2 separate regions of the Homo sapiens genome follow, and region 2 is linked to region 1. A link is an interaction called in ENCODE POLR2A ChIA-PET data of the cell type or tissue named here. Cell type or tissue: CD4-positive, alpha-beta T cell. All regions are shown on one strand.

Region 1 (8,000 bases):
CCCACCACCTGGCTTTTTTTGTTTAAAAAATTAAATTCAAATGTATAAGACCAAGCACCGGCACTTTCCAAAAAACAAAAATGAAGCCAAATCACAAAATTACTCAATAGTTATAGAAGACAGCTCTGATTTTGGGGGGTCATCTCTGGTTGCCTCAGTACAAGCATTGATCTTTGGCTGCTAGCCTTGCTTTTTAGTTTAAGGAATATGGATCCTATTATTGGTATTAAAAATTATACTTCTAAAACTATTGAAGGCTATTACTAATTATTTCAGTTCTCTATATAGTATTCGTACCTCAGTTTAATAGTGCTTACTAAGTCATTTAAATAATAGGTCTCTGTTGAAAAATATTAGAATTGTACCCTTCCACCTCTAAAAAGTCAGAGTTCAGGATGAAAAGGTATGAAGTCCTCTGTTGGTCATAGTATTTTGTGGGCTAAATCATTGTCTAAAATCAGAAAGACAGCGCAGTGGAAGGTTCTAGGAGTTGCATGGATCTGGGTTAGAATCTCAGTGCCTCTCGCAACCAATTGTTTAAAATGTGGGCAGATTAGTCCCTCCATTTCCATTTTCTCTTTTGTGAAATAATTATTATTTTGCAAGGCTCATGTGACAAAGTGGATTAGTATGTGTGTCTAGCATAATGTAGATGCTAAAATTAAATGATTGACTTGGCACCAGTCAGAGTTTATTCACTTTTAATATTGATTTTGAAAGTCTCCAGTCAGATTGCTTAATTGATACACATTAATTTTTACTGTTAGATTTTTAACTTATTATTAAACACCAAGTTTGATAATAAATACTATTAGTGAGGTAGGAGGTGGAACTTGACTCCAGACCAGATTGAAGACTGGCTGAAACAGGGAAGAGGTGAAAGCACCTCTCCATAAGACACGCCCACCAGTGCCATGTCAGTTTACCATTGCCATGGTAACACCTGGAAATTACCACCCCTTTCCATGGCAACAACCTGGAAGTTACCACCCTTTTTCTAGAGGTTTCTGATTAACCTGCCCTCTTAATTTGCATGTAATTAAAAATGGGCATAAATATGACTGCAGAACTGCCCTTGAGCTGCTGTTATGGAGCAGTCACAGAGCTTAACACTGCCACGTCAGTAAAGCAGTTTCCTTCTACCGCAGGGTCGCTCTTCAGCTCTTTCCTAAGTGCAGTTGAGAATCTTCCTGGGCTGAGCCCCAGTTTGGGAGCTTGCCTGCCCTTCATCAATAGCAGTAGTAATAGTAATGATGATGGTAGCCAGCCAGATATAGTGAAGTGTTCTATGTGTTCTCAGTTACTCTGAACAAGGGCCCTCAAAGGGCAGGTATTTTTATGTTCTTTTTGCTGACAAGAAACTGAGGCTTAGTGAGACTGAGATTTAGAAAGTAATGAAAGGAAAAAGTTATGTTAAATGATCACTTTTTTATGGAGCCATGCTTTTTTGTGCTTAATTTATTGCCTATTGCTCATATGTGTTTTACATTGTTCAGTGTTTTCTCAAGATAAGCAATGAGAAGTAACAGCTGTAGTCAACTTTCTTCCCCAAGTACTAAGTAAATAAGGTGGTTAGGTGTAGAATGGAATTAGCTATGGAATGCTGATTGTTTATTTTCTATGTAGGATGAAAGAAATTAGGCATGAAGAAGGAAGATAATTTTCTACTTGCTATAGATTTGAAATAGTTTTCTTTCTTTTGCTTTTTTTTTGTTTGACCTACTGAGGAGTTCAGAGTGGTTAACTGAAACAGACTCTAAAAATACCCTTTGGTAGCGTGCTCACTGAAGTATTTTCTGTTTGTCTAAAATTAGCAGATTTGAGCAGATTTGAGCAGTGTACTCTGGTTTTCCAAAGCCTTCCATTAGGTGACTTCTTATTCTGGTGTACTTTGTTATCTTTCTGGATAACACGTTTGATGGGTGTTAAAAGGTAAAGCCAGGAATGGCTTTACTTTCTAACAGAATACTTTACAAAGCAGTTTCCAGCTTAGATACTTCCTCCTACAGGGAACCTTCCCAAGGTGTTTCCTTGGCAGTGCTCCCTTCCTTATCCCGCCACTGTCCCACATGTCCCACCTAGGCCTTGAAGGGCAGAACCTGTGCTCTGTTCACTGTTGTATTCCAGTGCCTGACACAACTATTTGCACAGTATTTAGGTGCTGAACAAATATTTATTGAATGCCAAAATTGGTTCATTTACTAAGCAGAAAGAAAGGAAAATATTTTTTGTTGGCAGTGTCTGCAAAGAGATTTGTCTTTTCCCATGAAAATTGAGAAGTGGGGACAGAAAAGCAAGAAAGTGGGAGCAAAAGTAATTGAGATCCACAGTGGCTCAGGAGTGTTGACCGGTGCAGGGTGTGGTAGAAGCCCGTTAATGGGTAGGGGAGCCAGATACGGAGGCTCAGCTGGGCTGGGGGCAGGTCTGCAAGAAATGGGGGGGTGTGGAGAAGGTTACCAGCCGTTACCAGAGTTTTCCTCTGCATTGGGAATTTCTAAGGTGTGTTTTTGTTTTTAAAACAATATCTGTACTTTCAAAAATATGGTTTCTTTGCTGCAAGGGGAACACATTTATTTTGTGAAAGTAAGTGTACCTAGTTAACAGTTTCCATTTATTAATTTCTGGAATAGTGTTTTGGTTACTTGGAATGTGTGTGTGTATTTTCTTTCTTTCTTTCTTTTTGAGACAGAGTCTCGCTCTGTCACCCAGGCTGGAGTGCAGTGGCGCCATCTCGGCTTACTGTAGCCTCTGCCTCCCAGGTTCAAGCGATTCTCCCGCCTCAGCCTCCCAAAGTACTGGGATTACAGGTGTGAGCCACTGCGCCCGGCCTATTTTCTTTCTATTACAAGTCCCTTGCGGGAAAGATGGTCGTAGCTCCTATTCTAAATGAACAGAAGTTCTGTCTTAGAAATTTTCCCATTTTACAAGTGTTCAAAGAGGACCAAATTTCATCCTCTTTCCCTGCCTGTGTCCTGGAATCAGCTGAGAAGAAAGACAGGAGTAAGGTGGTCTTCAATTCAGCCAGTCTTCAATTGTTGGAGACCAAAATTTACCTTTATGCTGATCAGGGTTAGAGCTGCTATGCAGAACATGGCTTATCTCTGCGGGCAAGTGGCCTTCCTGAGGCTCATCTCCAGAGCTGTGCAGCAGAATGTTGCCCTCAAAAGAGGACAGAGGGCAGGACTGGCTATGCATGCATGCTCACTCCCTTCTTCCAGATTCACTGAGCCTGTTTTCCTTCTGAATTAAGAGGTAAGAAAGTAACACCTGGAAAGATGTACTTTCCCAAGGTCACGCAGATAGCTGGCAACAGGTTTTTCTCCTGGGCTCTAGAGGCCTTTGGTCTGAGTAGAAAGGGCATGGTTATGGGGTTGGCCAGGCCTTGTGTTCACCACATTCTGCTTCTGTGCTCTTAGCTTTCATTTCTGCATCTATACCATGGGGTTAAAATTTCTACCCTCGGGATTCCTGGGAGGGTTACCTAAGGTGTAACTGTTGAATGACCTGAACCAGTGCTTTGCACTCAGAATCAGCAATGTAAATATCACTCAGCCAGCCTGGGGCACTTTCCTCTATCAAACCTTACCAATCCTTTTCTTCTTCTTCTTCTTTTTTTTTTTTTCTCTTCAATTGAAACAGGGTCTCACTGTCTTGCCCAGGCTGAGGTGGAATGTGGCACAATCTCCGTTCACTGTAGCTTCCACTTCACAGGCTCAATCAATTCTCCAGCCTTAGCCTCCAAGTAGCTATAGGCACGTGCCATCACACCTGGCTAGTTTTTGTATTTTTTGTAGAGATGGGTTTTCACCATGTTGCCTAGGCTGGTCTCAAACTCCTGAGCTCAAAGCGATCTGCCTGACTTAGGCTTCGAAAATGCTGGGATTACAGGTGTGAGCCACCATGTCCAGCCTCGTTGTTCTTTCTTTTAATCACCCTGGCTTGGCACCTCAGAAAACATGGTGATTGGAGTTTAGCTTTCAGCAGGGTGGGACTTGGATGTTGACTGTTTTAATTTTGATTTTTTTTTTTTTTTTTTTGAAACGGAGTCTCACTCTGTCGCCCAGGCTGGAGTGCAGTGGCGCGATCTCGGCTCACTGCAAGCTCTGCCTTCCGGGTTCACGCCATTCTCCTGCCTCAGCGTTGTGAGTAGCTGGGACTACAGGCGCCTGCCACCGCACCCAGCTAATTTTTTGTATTTTTAGTAGAGATGGGGTTTCACCGTGGTCTCGATCTCCTGACCTCGTGATCTGCCCGCCTCGGCCTCCCAAAGTGCTGGGATTACAGGTGTGAGCTACCGCACCCAGCCCAATTTTGATTTTTTAGGAGGAAAAAAAATTGTTCCTAAGGAAGTCAAGTCCTAAATTGAAAGACTTTCATATATTACACAAACCCTAGAAAAACTTGGGTTACACCTGGGATTGATTTTGAAGTAGGGCGTTGAACTATGTGTCCTGTTTAACCTCGAGGAGCAAATGGCTTTCCATTCTAAACATTCTCATTTCTTCTCTGGGACATTCTTTAGGTGCTTGTTTGAGTTTCTGTTTTGTTAGGCACATTAGAGGACTCTATATGAACAAGTTCCTAGGGGAGGAAATTGGTGACTTAGATGAAAGGGTGAAAAAGGTGAAACCTTCACATTATTGTGTAAGGGATTGTCCCAGAATGTGTGAAATTTGATGTAGTCCTTCTTGGCTTCGTTTTTTCCTCAGATGTTCTGGATGAAACAGTTCCCCCTGTCACACGTGGAGATAAGGATGTGGCTCTAGGCAGGGCATATCCTGTGTTTAAGACTGTGTTGACTCTTCTTTTACAGTGTCTGCCACTTGTTTCCTGCCTAGGTCTTTAGTTTTGAGTGAAGTACAGCTGTGAAGTCCTAGACTTGTAATGCTAAGGCGTTCATTATGTTAAATTCAGTTTCTCTTTTTCTTTTCTCTGCTTCACATCAGCCTTGTACTTTAGCACGTTTCCAGTCCAGCCTTGGTAGCTGGGCTGCTGTTCTCCTTGACCCGTCCCTTTGCAAGCAGCAGACCACGGCCAGGGTTGGGAGTCCGGCTGGGCCACTGACCGCAGTGCTGAGGAAAGGTGGAGCGGGAGGCCCTTTCCTCCCAGCCTCGGGCTTCCTGTGCAAGCCACTGAGGAGGAAAAGGAGCTGGAGGGTGTGTGAACCCTCAGGTTATACAAGCAGCACTTCTATGCAACAAAGAAAATGTAAATTGCTGTAAATTACCAAAAAAAAAAAAAAAAAAAAAATTGCTGGCAATCTGCTTTCCAGGGCAGATGGAGGGTAGCTTTTATTTATACATTGGTCAGCTGATTGAGTAATGTTTAAAAACCACCTTTACTTCTGGCACTTCTTGGCAGTATCAGTTTTTTTTTTTTAATGGATAGAGAAGCTTTTTTATTTTACAGATAATAACTGCATATCTTTACCTGAGGGAGCTCAGGTTCGCTCTATCTAGCAGCTTCCACGTGTCATCTCTGTATGTGCAGTTGGTGCCTGCATTAAGGAGGACGGACAGCCTTGTGGCGTTGGTGCCTCTGTTTTGTGTCTAAAGCTATTTATTTGGGGGTGGCTGCCCCAGGAGCAGCACATCAAAGTGGTGTTCAGTTATGCTGGCCAAGTGCTGAATTGCATTGTGTTTATTTTTATTTCCAAGGTTATTTTATTTTTTACACATGAAAGCCTTTTTCCCTCCTAGATTTTACTGTTTTTTTTTTTTTCCTGATTAACAAAGATGTACAGACTGAGGAGAAGTTTTTGAAAATTTTGTAAAAATGTTGAAATTTTTATGCAGAAAGAGAAACAAAGTGGGGGCCCATCCCAAATCTCACCAATCAGGCAGAAACTATTTGTCATACTGGATACGGTTTCTCTCTCTCTCTTTTTTTTTTTTTTTTTGTGGGGGGGATCTTTTCATTAAAAAACTCTTCTGTAGGTATCTTAACAGCACTTGCATGGTCCTTAGGAGATGAAGGTGTTTCGCCATTTCTGGAGTGCTGCACATGTAGTTTTCTTCTTTTTAAATTGTCAGTGGCCCTGGCCAGATTACTAATTCCCTACTAAGTTGCCAGTTGTGCTAGTACCCCACCCTCCAAAATCCATATTGACCTTCTGTATCAAAATGGCTAAGTCGTCAGAAACCAGCAGTGGGCAAACGTTAGGGTCTCAGCTTTCCTCCTTTCTTTCACTTGCTTGGCTTCATTGGCTTTGAATCGGATAGACCCGGGTAGGAACCTCACCTAGCCCCTCCACTAACTTTGTGTCCTCCGGCAAAATAAATCTCCCTAAGCCTCTATTTCCTATATGCAAAATAGGGATGATAGTATTACCCAATTCCAGGGTTATTGTAAGAATTCAGAGGCAAGTTGTGAAGGGTGTGGCATGGTGTCTGGAATGGGTGATGATACAGTTCCCTAAGGGGAGCTGCTGCCACCTCTGTGCTGGGGACTCTCCCTTTGCCCCATCCCAAGAATTTGGGTTGGCTAATCCTGCCCTGTCTGGTTTTGGATGAGGGACCAGGAAAGAAAGGGAGGCAGGATAGGGGAGGTGTTTTTGAGAAAAACCTTCTTTTTCCCTCTGCAAGTATTTGTTTCAGGCAGTACGTGAACCCTCGAAGACTGATCGGGGCTGGTCCTGGGTCACCCCAGCAGGGTTCAGTGAAGTGGGCCAGGGGCACTGGACCCTCGGCTTTCTCCCTGCAGGGGGATCTGCCTCCCTGGCCTCGCCTCTTGTGATCTTCTATGCATGTTCACTCCTTACTCACTCTGAGCCTTCTGACTCTGACCAGCCTGTGTTCCTGGCATTCTTTTGATGATGTAAGTGTTTCACACCCTATCTGCAACCAAGCAGGAGGACGGAGAGGACTTCTGCAGCAAAGAGTACCTCTAGAAATTGCTTTTGTGAGGTTCTTTGAGGTGCTAATCACCTAACTTTTATTTGAATTGCTCTGACTTATCATTTAATAACTCCGGAGGACTTTTTACTTCCTTGGCAGGAGGAGGAAGGTGATTCCTCAGATAAAACCAAAACCTAGAGCTGCACTTCTGAAGGAAATTGCTGCTCAGGTAGGGCTGGATGTGTAGGTGTTCTCCATGGGCCCATGCCGTGCCTGTACCAGCGTCCTGAATTGACGGCAGCAGAGGGGTATCTTTCTTCATTCTTCATTATTTATTGCCTGAGGCAGAATGAATACTTGTACACTTGGGATTTCAGCCATGCCTTTTAAGGGCTGTGAACAGACTTATCAAAGAGCCATCTTGAGTGGCCTGTAGGGCGGAAGGGAGAATACAGGACAAGAAAGTGGATGGAATTAATGGGAACAAGAGTGACATAAAATAGTTTAACCCCCTGTGGCCCTCTTCAGACTTTTACATTTGTCTATTTTTATTTATTTAAAATTTTTTAACTTTTGTGGGTACGTAGGTGTATATATTTATGGGGTACATAAGATTTTTTGATACAGGCATATAATAATCATATCAGAGTAATATCACCCCAAGCATTTATCATTTGTATTACAAACAATCCATATATATTCTTTTAGTTATTTTATTTTGTTATCTTATTTATTTATTTATTTTGAGACGGAGTCTTGCTCTGTCACCCGGGCTGGAGTGCAGTGGCACAATCTCAGCTCACTGGAACCCCCGCCTCCTGAGTTCAAGCGATTCTCCTGCCTCAGCCTCCTGTGTAGCTGGGATTACAGGCCGGTGCCACCATGCCCAGCTAATTATTGTATTTTTAGTAGAAATGGGGTTTCACCATGTTGGCCAGGCTGATCTTGAACTCCTAACCTCAGATGTTCCACCCACCTCGGCCTCCCAAAGTGCTGGGATTACAGGTGTGAGCTATCGCACCCAGCCTATTATTTATTTTTGAGAGATAGGATCTTGCTCTGTTGCCCAGGCTGAGTCATGCTCACTGTATACTCTACCTTCTGGGCTCAGGCAATCCTCCCACCTCAGCTTCCCAAGTAGCTGGAACCACAGGTGCACAGCCG
Region 2 (8,000 bases), 220 kb before region 1:
TTCTTCATCAATAGTGTTTTTATTTTATTGTAAGAACACTTACATGAGATATATACCATCTTAACAATTTTTACGTGCACAACACAGTATTATTAATTATAGGGACAGTGATGTGCCTATAAAATATAGGTGGATCTCCAGAACATATTCATCTTGCATAACTAAGACTTTATACCCACTGATTAGCAATTCCCATTTCCCACAGCCCCCATCTCCTAGAAACTACCATTCTACTCTCTGATTCTGTGAATTTGACTACTTTAGATACCTAATATAAGTGGAATCATGCAGTTATCTCTCTTTTTGTGACTGGCTGTTTCACACAATGTCCTTTAGGTTCATCCATGTTGTTACATATGGCAGGATTTCGCAATTTTTTAAGGCTGAATAACATGCCACTGTATGTATATATCACATTTTCTTTATGCATTAATCCACTGATAGATTCATTGGGGCTATTTTCACATTGTAAGTGCTACAGTTAACATGGGAATGCTAATATGTCTTTGAGATGCTGATTCCAATTCTTTTAGATAAATACCCAGAAGTGGGATTGCTGGATTATATGGTAGTCCTATTTTTAATTTTTTGAAGAAACATCTTACTATTTTCTATAGTGGCTATACACCATTTTGCATTTCCATCAGTTGTGTAGCAGGGTTCCAGTTTTTCCACAATGTCACCAACACTTGCTGTCTTTCATTTTTTTGTAATAGCCATTCTAACAGGTGTGAGGTGATATCTCATTGTGGTTTTGATTTGCATTTCCCTTATGATTAGTGATGTTTGTTTTTTCATACACCTGTTAACCATTTGTATTTGGAGAAGTCTATTCAAGTCTTTACCCCATTTTCTAATCAAGTTATTAAGTTTTTTGCTATTGAATTAGAGGAGTTTTTTTATATGTTAGAAATTAACCCCTTATCAGATAAATGGTTTGCAAATATTTTCTCCCATTCTTTAGCTATTCCAGAGGTTGCCTTTCTGCTCTGTTGATTGCTTACTTTATGGTGCAGAAGCTTCTTAATTCAATGTAGCCCCACTAATGTAGCTTTTCGTGATATCAATGAAATCATTTCAAAGACCAGCATCTTGAAGCTTTTCTCCTATGTTTTCTTCTAGTTTTGCAGTTTGGAGACTTACATATAAAGTCTTTAATACATTGAGTTGATTTTTGTGTAAGATAAGGGTCTCGTTTTCTTTTGCACGTAGATATCCAGTTTTACCAGCACCATTATTGGAGAGATTATTGTTCCCCATTGTGTATTCTTAGTACCCTTGTTGAAGATCAGTTGACTGTATACAGGAGTTGATTTTCAAATTCTATTTTGTTCCATTGGTTTATATGTCTGTCTTAAAAGAGAGAGGGTCTCACTCTGTTGTCCAGACTCAAGTGCAGTGGCACCATCATAGTTCACAGCAACTACAAACGCCTGGACTCAAAGAATCCTTCTGCCTCTGCCTCCCAAGTAGCTAGGATATATGTCTGTCTTTTGCTAGTACCATACTGTTTTCACACTGTAATATTAAAATATATTTTGAAATCTGGAAGTGTGGTACATCCAGCTTTGCTCTTTCTCTGGATTGTTTTGGCTATTCAGGGCCTTTTGTGATTCCATGTAAATTCTAGTTTTGTTTTTTCTATTTCTATAAAATATGCTCTTGGAACTCTTATACGGATTGCCTTGAATCTGTACGTCACTTTGTTTTTTATTTTTGGAATGATTAAGAAGCTTTTTAAAATTTTTTAAATTTATTTTTATTTTTTTTGAGATGGAGTCTCGCTTTAGTGCCCAGGCTGGAGTGCAGAGGCACGATCTTGGCTCATTGCATGCAACCTCCGCCTCCCAGGTTCAAGTGATTCTGGTGGCTCAGCTTCCTGAGTAGCTGGGATTACAGGCAGGCACCACCATGCCTAGCTAATTTTTGTTTTTGCTTTTTTTTTTAGTAGAGACCAGGCTGGTCTCAAACTCCTAACCTCAGTGATCTTCCCACCTTGGCCTCCTAAAGTCCCAGGATTACGGGCGTGAGCCACCTTGCCTGGCCATTAAGAAGCATTTTGTTGACCTGATGGAACAGGGATATTCATTTAGCAGCTCAGTTTTATATACTCTTTCCCCTGTGTCATTTTACATAATGTGTAAAGTGGGGGGGGGACCCTTTTATTGCAAAGACATTTCCAGAGTCGTCATCTTTTTCTTTCTTTTTGAGACAGTCTTGCTCTGTCACCCAGGCTGGAGTGCAATGGCACAATCTCTGCTCACTGTAACCTCCACCTCCCGGGTTCAAGCAATTCTCCGGGTTCAAGCAGTTCTCCGGCCTCAGCCTCCCAAGTAGTTAGGATTACAGGTGCCCACCACCATGCCTAATTTTTGTATTTTTAGTAGAGACGGGGTCACCACATTGGCCAGGCTGGTCTTGAACTCCTGACCTCAAGTTATCCACTGGCCTCGGCCTCCCAAAGTGCTGGGATTACAGGCGTGAGCCACCACACCTGTCCAGAACCAGGGGCTTTTCTGTGACCAAGGTAACCCCATATCAATTACCCTAGCCCATAGTGTCCTTGGACCTTACTGCTAGGCACTGGCTTTCAGTGTTGCTTTGTACTTCCCTGTCGTCTCCTAATGCCATTAGGCCTGGATAGGGCACCTGCCCTTTAACTTCACAGGTAGATTCCCATCAGAACTACTTTGAAGGCCAAAATGAGCTGGGTGAGAGAGCTGCTTTTTCTCCTGCTCTCCTTTCTTGTGTCCTCATTCTTCCCCACGATTTTTTTGATGTGTTCCATAATCTCCTTATTCATCTTGATTTCTATATCCACCAGGACCTGCTCTTCATAATATAAATAGAATTGTAGGAAGGGTAATGGTATTGTGTTCTTAAACATCATGATCTGCATCCAAGGGTTTTTTGTTTGTTTGAGATGGAGTCTTGCTCTAGTCTTGCTCTGTCACCCAGGCTAGAGTGCAGTGGCGCGATCTCGGCTCATTGCAACCTCTGCCTCCCGGGTTCAAGCGATTCTCCTGCCTCAGCCTCCCGAGTAGCTGGGATTACAGGCACCCGCCACTGCACCTAGCTAATTTTTGTATTTTTAGTAGAGACAGGGTTTCACCATCTTGGCCAGGCTAGTCTTGAACTCCTGACCTCGTGATCCACCCACCTCGGCTTCCCAAAGTGCTGGGATTACAGGCGTGAGCCACCGTGCCCGATCCAAGGGTTTTTTTTGTTTTTGGATTTGAGGTATGTTGAAAAATACAAATTTCCTGCCACTGTCACCCAGCTCCCCATGTGTGTTATAATTCACTCTTATGACCTTCACCAAGTCCCTGAACACTACTACATCACCCTGGTCTGGGTATTGCAGAAGGGTAAGGGCCCCTTCATAGGTGGTGGCAGTCAAACACCAAAGAGAGGTAAGAGAACAGCAGACATCACTTCTCGGCAGATTGCTTTGGGTAGCAAAGACATTTTAACAATATTAAGTCTTCAGTCCATGAACACAGCTTTCAATGGTGTTTTTTTGTTTTTTATTTTTATTTTGAGACAGGGTCATCCACTGTCGCCCAGGCTAGTGTGCAGTGGTGCGATCTTGGCTCACCGCAACCTCTGCCTCCCGGGTTTAAGCAATTCTTCCACCTCAACCTCCCAAGTAGCTGGGACTACAGGCGCATGCCACCACACCTGGCTAGTTTTTGTATTTTTGGCAGAGATGGGGTTCCACCATGTTGGCTAGGCTGGTCTTGAACTCCAGACCTCAAGTGATCCGGCCACTTTGACCTCCCAAAGTGCTGGGATTACAGGCATGAGCCACTGTGCCCAGCCTCAATGGTGTTTTTTTGAAGTTTTTATAATGCTGTTTTTTTCAAAAATAAAGATTTCACATGAGTTTAAAAAATGAATTTAACTCATTTTTAATGAATTTGTGATCTCTTATTTCACAGTATACCACCTTTAGAGATATTAATGACTTTCTTGGTTATCATTTGATATGTAAATAAACTCATATTTTAATGAAAATAATAAATTACTATTCTTGTGATCTTAGTGCTCATCAAAAGTAGAACTTAGACCATTCAGTTTACAGCTAATCTTCCAGATTGCTAAATGAAATAAAATTATTTTTCTATTTAGTAATTCATTATGAAAGATAAGGAACCTCAGTTTTCCCTTTTTCATATGCCTTATGTCTGACAACACATTTTGCACAATATTCTCTATTAGAATTTTCTTTTCTTTTGGTCTAGCTCTGTTTGGTTATCCCTCTTACTAGATGTGAGCAGCCGTAGCAATGTAGTTTTTGTCCCATTCACTCCTCTCAGGCATGAATCCACCTTGTCTAGGAGAGCTATGTTCTCAAAAGTGAAAGCAGCCTGTTTGACAAGTACTGACATTTGAAAATGCTATAAACCTCTTGTGGTGAGATACTGTTTGAATTAATCTTGATAAGTTAAATACCATGAATTTGAAGCAACCTTAAATTCCTTTGACAGATAAATGGATAAACAAAATATGGTATATACATACAATAGAATATTAAGCCTGATTTATAAAATAATCCTGTCATATGCTATAATGTGGATGAACCTAGAGGACATTATGCTAAATGAAATAAGGCAGTTATTAAAAGACAATGCTCTATGATTCCATTTGTTTGAGATATCTAAAGTAGACTCACCAAAGCAGAAAGTGGTGGTTGCCAGGGGCTGGAGTAGGGGAAAATGGGGAGTTCTTCAGTTAAGAGGCAAAAAGCAAGCTTGTTTTGCAAGATGCAAAAGTTCTAGAAACCTGTTGTACAACAGTGTGCATGTAGTTAATGCTTACTGTACTGTACATGTAAAAGTGGTTAAGGTGATAAGTTTTAAGTGTTTTTAACTACAGCTTTTTTAAAAAAAGAGCTGGGCACAGTGACTTATGCCTGTAATTCCAGCTTCTTGGGAGGCTGAGGTGGGAGTGTCCCTTGAGCCTAGGAGTTGGAGGCTACAGTGAGCTATGATCACACCACTGTACTCCAGCCTAGATGACAGAGCAAGACCATCTCTTAAAAAAAAAAAAAAAATTAAAAAAAAAAAACTGGATACGAATTACAATGGATTTAATACAAATACATTTGTTCTTTTTCTCCCTCTTTTCCCCACCCCCCAGGAGTTTTGTCAAGCGCTTCAGCAGCCTGATGCTAAAGTTTTTAAAAATTACTTAAAGGTAGGTATTTGTGAAGCTCACGTATCTTCATACAATTAGGTAATGTTTGAGAGCCAAGAGAGAATACATACCTGCAATTATAGATGTTTATGTGAAGTCCCTTTTAACTAAGCTCTTGAAAAAGAGTATAAGTTAGGTAAGCACACTGAATGTGTACACCTTTGAGTATATTGGTGAGAAAATGCCAGTTTTCTTTTACAGTTTCATGATGTAATTAAATAGAAACTAGAGGGATTAGGAGAATAAGAAATGTTCAAGAACAGTTGTCCAAATTAAGTTGAAAAGAAGGGGCTAAAAATATAAAAACAGAAGGATGAGATATTTGCTTATATCCTATTTTGAAACATTTGAACTGTAAAACAGACAAAAAGGAGAATCCTCAGATTTGGGCCATCAAGCCTCCTTTTACATTTACGAAATTACTGATTTTTTTTTTTAACTCTGTAAATCAACAAAAAGTGTCACGTGTTTATTTGGTATTCATAGTTATAATTGAGTTCATGAGATGAAACTGTCTTGGTCTTACCTAGGTAGTCATTCATTTCATACATAATGACTGCTTTTTATGTACCAAGTACTACAGTAATGGCTGCAAATACAACTATGAGTAATTTTCCCTCCCCATAAGGAGCTCATGATCTAGAAATAAAGTTACAGTGTGACAAGGTGAATTATTTTTTATTATCTTCACTCAAATAATTTGAAGACAAAGCACTGTATTAAATTCAGTAGCAGGTAACTTAGTGTATCACCTGGTTCTTTTAGCAAAGACATTCAGTAGAATTTGTAAGTCAGAGGGCTTTGCGCAGTAAATAATTTAAGTGTGCCATCCTTTGACTGTGGTTCTAACATCTTCCCTTGTCAGTTTTTTCTTAGTTGTAGTTTGTCAGCTTAAACATCTCAGAGTTTTTGTGGAAGAATATTGAGGGCTTGTTTTTGTTTATCATTGGGAACCCTCCCCTTCGCCATCCTCCCATAAAAAAGCAAAGTGCCTACAGGAGTAACCCCTGTTAAATAACTGATCAGTCAAACTGAATTTAAGGACTCAGTCCTCACTATCTGTTAGAGGTGTCTGTAACAGTAGATCTAGGTACCCTATAGAAGGCTTGTTCTCCAGATGTGGTTATTTATCTGCATAGCATTTATAAAAAGTCTTCCTTCTGGGCCCAACTTCTCTTCAGTGATGACATTATCTTAGTGATCATAATTCTCAGTGTTAGCATTATTATTCTAGTTGGAAAAAATGAATTTCATTCGTGTTCACTCCTCCCTTCACATCTGATTGATCCTCAGATCTTGCAGATTCTTTCCTCATCTTCTCTCTCTTCTGTCTCTGCTGCTCTGGTGTAGGCTGATGTTATCTTACTCTGATCTCTCTTCTCTTGTTCTAGCCAGGCTGATGTGTTTGAAAACTTCAAGCAGTCCTTTGATATTTATTCACCTTCCTCATAACCTTCCTGAACAAATTCATGTTTCTCAGTTTGGCACTTAATTTTTTTTTTTTTTCATATTCTGCCCTGAGACTACCTTTCTGTTTTTTCTTGCAGAAATGGTCTTTACTGTTCTTGTAGTTCTTCAAAAATCCTGCCTTACTAGCAGCCCAACTTCTGTATGAACTGTACCCATTTCTCTAGGTTTGCCTTAAGCACAGCCTCCTTGTAAGGTTTTCTTTTGCCTATATAGTGATCATTCTTTCCCCTGCACATAGTAGATTATCTATTAAATGAATCTCCTAGGTACTAGGGCACTATCAATACTGTTCTTGTCTGTATTAGTCCATTTTCACGCTGCTGATAAAGACATACCCGAGACTGGGCAATTTACAAAATAGCTTTATTGGATTTACAGTTCCACATGGCAGGGGAGGCTTCACAATCATGTCGGAAGGCAAGGAGGAGCAGGTCACATCTTACGTGGATGGCAGCAGGCAAAGAGAGAGCTTGTGCAGGGAGACTCCCATTTTTAAAACCATCAGATCTTGTGAGACCCATTTACTATCAGGAAAACAACATGGGAAAGACCTGCCCCCATGATTCAATCATCTCCCACCCGGTCCTTCCCACAACACATAGGAATTATGGGAGCTACAAGATGAGATCTGCGTGGGGACACAGGGTCAAACCATATCATTGTCCTTACTGAGAACACTGAATTATGTCTGGTGCTCACCTGACCTGCCATGGATGGCAGCATGTAGTACTAGGCCATGCCTAGCACAGCCTCTAGCCAACTCCTTTGTAGTCTCAAATTTTGACTTGGAAGTACTTTTGAATCATCAAATAAATAGTAAATTCCTTACAGAGTTAGAACTGCTATGTTTAGCTTTGACTTGTTTCCTCCTCAATATTTAATTTTTTTTTTTTTGAGACGGAGTTTCACTGTTGTTGCCCAGGCTGGAGTGCAGTGGCACGATCTCGGCTCACCACAACCTCTGCCTCCCAGGTTCAAGTGATTCTCCTGCCTCAGCCTCCCGAATAGCTGGGATTACAGGCATGCACCACCACACCCGGCTAATTTTTTCTATTTTGAGTAAAGACTGGGTTTCTCCATGTTGGTCAGGCTGATCTCAAACTCCTGGCTTCAGGCCTCGGCCTCCCAAAGTGCTGGGATTACAGGCGCCGTGCCCGTCCTCAATATTTAATTTACCAGTGTTAATTTGGAAATAGTACCAATCAGTAAAAAGGTGTCAAGAGCTTGTTTTCTTCTGACCACTTGATTTCTATAGCATAGAGATAACACCATATTTTCACTACTTCCCCAGTTGGGTGATGTCAGCATAAGTTATATCTACACTTACCAAA

The links. Peaks named below come from ENCODE experiments on the same cell type or tissue, not always from the same donor. Only the 100,000 strongest peaks of a DNase experiment are listed, where the experiment ranks them.
Region 2: POLR2A ChIA-PET joins it to region 1 with 5 read pairs; 6 of 35 experiments call an interaction of 5 or more read pairs at or near these places.

The regions. Positions count from the first base shown.
Region 1 is chr12:64,664,663-64,672,662 of GRCh38, forward strand. The region is part of intron 1 of RASSF3 (Ras association domain family member 3); the gene reads left to right. Among named protein-coding and RNA genes, the nearest start is that of MIR548Z, 46 kb to the left of the region's middle. RefSeq lists enhancers at 4,649-4,808, 5,029-5,088 and a silencer at 7,821-8,000. In CD4-positive, alpha-beta T cell, no CTCF peak of the experiment used is centred here; DNase peaks (open chromatin) are centred at 969, 4,103, 4,789, 5,519 and 1 weaker place; H3K4me3 peaks cover 3,087 bases; H3K27ac peaks cover 7,998 bases.
Region 2 is chr12:64,439,933-64,447,932 of GRCh38, forward strand. XPOT (exportin for tRNA) reads left to right here. Exons shown (of 25, transcript NM_007235.6): 24 at 5,143-5,199. It also overlaps the pseudogene LOC100420899. Among named protein-coding and RNA genes, the nearest start is that of TBK1, 8.2 kb to the right of the region's middle. In CD4-positive, alpha-beta T cell, no CTCF peak of the experiment used is centred here; no DNase peak of the experiment used is centred here; H3K27ac peaks cover 243 bases.